2 separate regions of the Homo sapiens genome follow, and region 2 is linked to region 1. Evidence: chromatin loops called from intact Hi-C (ENCODE). Cell type or tissue: CD4-positive, alpha-beta T cell. All regions are shown on one strand. Links, peaks and the distances in the headings refer to the core of each region. The heading gives the core; the rest is flanking DNA. Region 1 has its middle 110 kb from the start of CLDN14. Region 2 overlaps HLCS (holocarboxylase synthetase).

Evidence for each region. A loop is a pair of places that touch in the nucleus more often than their neighbours do. Peaks named below come from ENCODE experiments on the same cell type or tissue, not always from the same donor. Only the 100,000 strongest peaks of a DNase experiment are listed, where the experiment ranks them.
Region 2: a loop joins it to region 1, with 2.5 times the contacts of the local background. A loop is called at or near these places in 3 of 110 quality-filtered maps.

What each region holds. Positions count from the first base shown.
Region 1 is chr21:36,583,727-36,586,642 of GRCh38, forward strand. No RefSeq gene overlaps it. Among named protein-coding and RNA genes, the nearest start is that of CLDN14, 110 kb to the left of the region's middle. In CD4-positive, alpha-beta T cell, for the core only: a CTCF peak has its summit at 1,465 (motif pointing right); a DNase peak (open chromatin) is centred at 1,455.
Region 2 is chr21:36,858,721-36,861,636 of GRCh38, forward strand. The region is part of intron 6 of HLCS (holocarboxylase synthetase); the gene reads right to left. Among named protein-coding and RNA genes, the nearest start is that of HLCS-AS1, 110 kb to the right of the region's middle. RefSeq lists enhancers at 1,325-1,913, 1,469-1,763. In CD4-positive, alpha-beta T cell, for the core only: no CTCF peak of the experiment used is centred there; a DNase peak (open chromatin) is centred at 1,601.

The sequences.
Region 1 (2,916 bases), core at 186-2,685:
CCACAGGATCCCATCCAGGGGAGGGAGCTCATTAGCATAACCCCTGGCTTGCTCTGCCCATCATGCACGTCTAGCATCCTGATTGGTAGGTTTGAAAGGAGACCTGGGTCATGGGCAGTAAGAGGTCCTGCATCTCGATTTACTCTCAGGAGTGACTGGCACTTCCAGGGCTGGGCTCCTCCAAGGATGGGCTCATCCCTGTGGGGTGGAGTAGGGGTCTGTCCAGTTCCGCCACACCCACCCCACCCACCCCCCACGCCCACCCCACCCACCCCCCACGCCCACCCCACCCACCCCCCACGCCAAAATTGGACTTCTGTATTAGGGAGCTTATTTGCCCAAAGATATAAGCCACATTCTCCAACCTAGACTGTCAGTTATAAACGTAGTCTTTGGGCTGGAATAAAGGCAGTCTTTGGGCCAGGCACAGTGGTTCACATCTGTAATCCCAGCACTTTGGGAGGCCAAGGCGGATGGATCTCCTGAGGTCAGGAGTTCAAGACCAGCCTGGCCAACATGGTGAAATCCCGTTTCTACTAAAAATACAAAAATTAGCCAGGTATGGTGGTGGGCACTTGTAATCCCAGCTACTCAGGAGGCTGAGGCAGGAGAATTGCTTGAATTCGGGAGGCGGAGGTTGCAGTGAGCCAGGATCACACCACTGCACTCCAGCCTGGGCGACAGAGCCAGACTCCATCTCAAAAACAACAACAACAACAAAAACGGTCTTTGCGACTCCATTGGCCTCATGCCTTTTTTCACCTTTCATTTGGTTCAGAATTTGGGCAGGAAGAGTGTGCCATTTACCAGACACCCCCAATACCTTGGCAACACACAGGGCTCACTTTGAACACCAATTAACTTCTCAACAGTTCACACACAATCCATGCATGGGAGCCTTATTCCCTTAATACGCCAAAAAATATACCTGAAGCTAAAAATATACCAACCCAAGGCAAGCTTGAACTTTCCATAAAAGGCCATTAAGAGAATTGATTTCATCTCCGGGATTATTGCCCTGTGACAGCTGGTATGCATTCCAAATACAGCAACAAAAGAGAAGGCCACGCTGTAGAAAGGAGTTTAAGTGGAAACCTTCCATACACCAAAATCTCAAAGGAGAGGAAGTTGCTTGCCACCCCCTTGGTTACAGTTCATAGTCATAAAGGCTGTTTCTATAGAATAGACTTCCACGATTATCTATTTGCAAAAATGTACAAACACAGCCAGCATACTCTGTGCCTGTAGAAAGACCTGGATCAATACAAGTAACAGAAGAATGAAGAAAAGAGGAAAAAAAGATTTTATCAAGGCTGTTTACTTTAAGGGTACCTTAAAGACCTGCACAAACACACCTGCTACTTCAGTGCCAGGAAGAACAGAGCAAACATGGCTCTCCTTTAAAAGAAACTGGAGAAAGAGACTTTGCAGCCACAAAACCAGTCACACCAGGAGGCGCTAGCATCTCAGCAAGTGAAAGCATAGAAGCCTCATCTTCAGATCAAAGTTATTTAAAAGGAGCCCAGGATCACACTTCTGAATTAAGCCTACATCACATCGGGGACAGTAACATGTTGAGGAATGTTTAACCACAAACTGGATCACCAGAAGGGAAAAATCTCCTGATTCCTAGCATCTGCCCATTTCTGTGGTGTAAATACTCCCACAGTAGCTGATTTCAAGCTGCCAGCATTGGCAGAGATGTGAAACACCACACCATTGTATAGTATTTCCACCCTCCAGATACAATAGGTGCAAACAACTTCTAGAGCATAGGTACCAGTAAAATGTACTAACACAATCAGGAAGTAAAAAATGCTAAAACAATTAGGAAGTTGAATGTATTAAAACAACTAGGAAGTGATGAGTTTTGAGTATTTATTACTTTTGTGGTAATATAATTTATTTAATTGTAAGCTTATGATTTTAAATTTTTAAATAGTGACTCTTTTAGCTACCAGCTCACAAAATTCCGGCAAATTTTACAATTGGCTCAAGCTGGGGCAAGTCTCCTTCAACCTACCATGGTCTGGGGAGCGTTTTCAAAGTAACAAAGATCTTCCTTTCCCTACCTCAATTGCGGGAGGCCCATTGGGACAAAATGCCCCAGAGGCGACCACATGTGCATATTTTCTTTTCCTTCCTTCCTTCCTTCCTTCCTTCCTTCCTTCCTTCCTTCCTTCCTTCCTTCCTCCCTCCCTCTCTCTTTCTCTCTCTTTCTTTTTCTTTTTTTTCTCGCAGTTTCGCTCTTGTTGCCCAGGCTGGAGTGCAGTGGTGTGATCTTGGCTCACTGCAACCTCCACCTCCTGGGTTCAATCGTTTCTCCTGCCTTAGCCTCTCGAGTAGCTGGGATGACAGGTGCGCCACCATGTCCCGCTAATTTTTTGTATTTTTAGTAGAGACAGGGTTTCACCATGTTGGCCAGGCTGGTCTCGAACTCCTGATCTCAGGTGATCCACCTGCCTCGGCTTCCCAAAGTGCTGGGATTACAGGCGTGAGCCACCATGCCTGGCCATCATGCATATTTTCAAAAGCTCTCCAGTGCAATTCTAATGGACTCCCTGGGTGAGAACCACTGCTGTGTCCCACCCTTCCATGTTACAGAAAGGGAAGCTGAAGTTCAAAAGTTTAAATGTTCTCTCTGTTGGTTAACAGATGACCGAGCTGGAGAATGACTATTAGTTGGGTTCTTTCTCTTCCCCTAGACCTTCCCCCCAACAATTATGTGCAACTTTGGATCTCTTCTGGAAATACTGCACCTTATAAGCACCTTATTTGAAATATTGCAACTATATTAGCAGTATAGGCCATATACCAAAGCCTCATTACTTTAAAAGGAAAAAAAAAAGAGAGATGGGGGGGCAGTCCTACTGTGTTGCTCAGGCTGGTCTTGAACTCCTGGCCTCCGGCGATCCT
Region 2 (2,916 bases), core at 281-2,780, 280 kb after region 1:
CGCCCTGCCATGAGGACCTCTGGGCATCTGCAGGAGACAGGGAGCAGGCCATGCAGCTGTGCGGGGCAAGTGCCTTCCAGGTGAAGAGGAAGCCCATGCACAACGCACCAGAGGCTAAATGACCCAAATTTGCAGAGTGAGCCAGTTCCCAAATGCTCCTCGTGCATCATCCCCTCCCCAGGCTTGGGACATCTACAACAGGCTGGGAACCACTGGGGCAGGACTTCCTACCAGGTTTGTCATCTACAGGCTACACCTCTTCTGAGGCCCCTAAGTCACCCAATGTTTGGCTTGGAGTTTTTTGTTTTTTGTTTTGTTTTGAGATGGAGTCTCACTCTGTCGCCCAGGCTGGATTGCAGTGGTGAGATCCTGGCTCACTGTAACCTCCACCTCCCGAGTTCAAGCGATTCTCCTGCCTCAGCCTCCTGAGTAGCTGGGATTACAGGCGTGTGCCACCAAGCCCAGCTAATTGTTGTATTTTTAGTAGAGACGGGGTTTCACCATGTTGGTCAGGCTGGTCTCAAACTCCTGACCTCGTGATCTGCCCCGCTTGGCCTCCCAAAGTGCTGGGATTACAGGCGTGAGCCACCATGCCTGGCCAGCTTGGAGTTTTTTGTCTTTTGTCCTGGCATTCTTCCTTTCCTGACTTGGTTCTCCTAGAACCTCCCTGGCTTCTCACAAATGGTTTCTAAGCTGAAGAATCCATTGTTCTGAGTCTGACCTTGCACCCTCAGCTCTCCCCACTCTGCAAACTCCACTGGGACCCCCACAGGGTCCACAAGAGGAGAGGGGAGCAGGACAACTGTAGTCTTGTTCTTTTGCGTAAGTGGACTGAGTTTTGCAGAGGTAGGAAGATGGAAGATTTTCATCTTTTAGTTTCAAAAGTCTGTCTCAAACCCACAGCTGGAGTGGCCTTGCTGCACAGAGCAGTGACTTTCATACAAGTTGTCTTGTGGTTAAAGGGCATCCAACTCCAAACCCAGGAGTATCCCTCAACCTTTTGAATTTCGTTTAAAATAAAACTGTAGGATTTCAACAAGGAATAGAAGTGGTCCCAAGGTGGGCTTCACAAACCACCATTCCCAGACATGTTTGTGGGGAAGCCTTCAGCAGCAATGCTGCTCAGGTGGGCATTCAGGCACAGTGACAAGGAGATGGGGAAGAAGACGGTTTCGCAATAATCAATTACACCACTGGAGGCTCCTGGCTGCCTAAGGGCACACTGGCCCTGACCCCATCCTGAAATTGTTCCTTGCAGGTCGCATATTTACTCAATCAATATTCATGCAGAGTCCACTCTACAGCAGGCTCTAGGTCAGAATTAGCTGGATGAGAATGCTCGGGTTCCCTGCATGTGTGCACACACGAACCCTATATATAGTACATTTTGCAGTGGGAGGGGTTACTTTTAATTGAGCACCTGCTTTGGTGTGTCTAATATAGTGTTTGATTTCAACCTTATTCTGAGTAGGCATTACTATTCCTTTTTTTCAAATGAGGAAACTAAGCAGAGACAGATCACATAACCTCCCCCAAGGTCAGCCAGCTAGTTAGTGGCGGGGCGGGACTCAAGCCAGGGTGATCAGACTCCAAAGCCATGCCCCCTCCAGGAAGTCACACCCCTCCAGGAAGCCACACCCCTCCAGGAAGCCACACCCGCCAGGAAGTCAGGCTAATTCCCCAAACTAGCCACTAAAAGTGGCCAGGACTGGTCAGATCAACATGCAGAGAAAGCTGCTGATGTTTTATTGTTAATAAGGTCCCAAGTTCAAGTTTTATTTGGAGATGTTCAAATTTTAATTATTACTTTTAATTGAAATGCACTGTAATTTAATATTAATTTTTGTGTAAGTCAAATGAATTAGGCTAAATTGCAACTTTCATTTTATTTTGGAAGGAGGAGAGGCTGAAGAAAAAAAGCAATAAATAAAAAGGAAAAATTATTTCTCTTAGAAATTCACCTGATAGAGAGGGATTACTGCATTTTCTAAACCATGTCTAGTTTAGACACGGCACATCTGGTATGATAGATGCTGTGTATGAATGGAAACAAGTTTAGGGTAATAAATGTTTCCCAGTGTTAAAATAAACGCCTCAGCGGTTCAGATTTTGGCCAGGCAGTTTCTCCACAGTAGGAGGCACTTATCTACTTTAACACTTTGCTACTTAGAAATTATCACTCAATCAATTACCGTCCACCTGGGTTTATTTTTACAGAGAGCTTCAATAAAATGAGTGTGAAAATAAGTTAAACACATTCTATTCATTTTCTCAATTTTTCACCTCTCCCAATGGTGGTTATGTTGACAGAAAAATTACTTCATTTTATTTCAACAGACATTTATGGAATGCTGACCAGGTTCTGTGCTAAGGGCTGGGAGACAGGATATGACCAAGTGGAATGAAATGTGGTCCCTCTCATTACAGAGCATATATAACCTACCTTTTAGCACAGGCGGTGTCTCTACAGCCCAAATGAAGGCAACCACGAGAAAAATTCTGGACCCTACAATCTCCACAGCCCTCCCCTTCCTCCCCTACCACAAGAGACTGCCCTTTGCCCAGGTAACGTCCCTGTGGTGTTTACCTATGTGGTCCGTCAAGCTCTCAGGTGCTTCCAGATATGGAAATACTCTTTCACCAAAAGATGTTTGTTATACTTTCTTTTTTCTTTTTAAACTTTTCTTTTAGGTTCAGGGGTACATGTGCAGGTTTGTTTAATATAGGCAAACTCGTGTCAGAGGTTTGGTGTACAGACCATCTTGTCACCCAGGTACTAAGCCTAGTACCCAATAGATTTTTTCCTGATCCTCTCCCTCCTTTCACCCTCTACCCTCCAGTAGGCCACAGGGCCCATTGTTCCCCTCTTTGTGCTCATTGGTTCTCATTATTTAGCTCCCACTTGTAAGTGAGAAC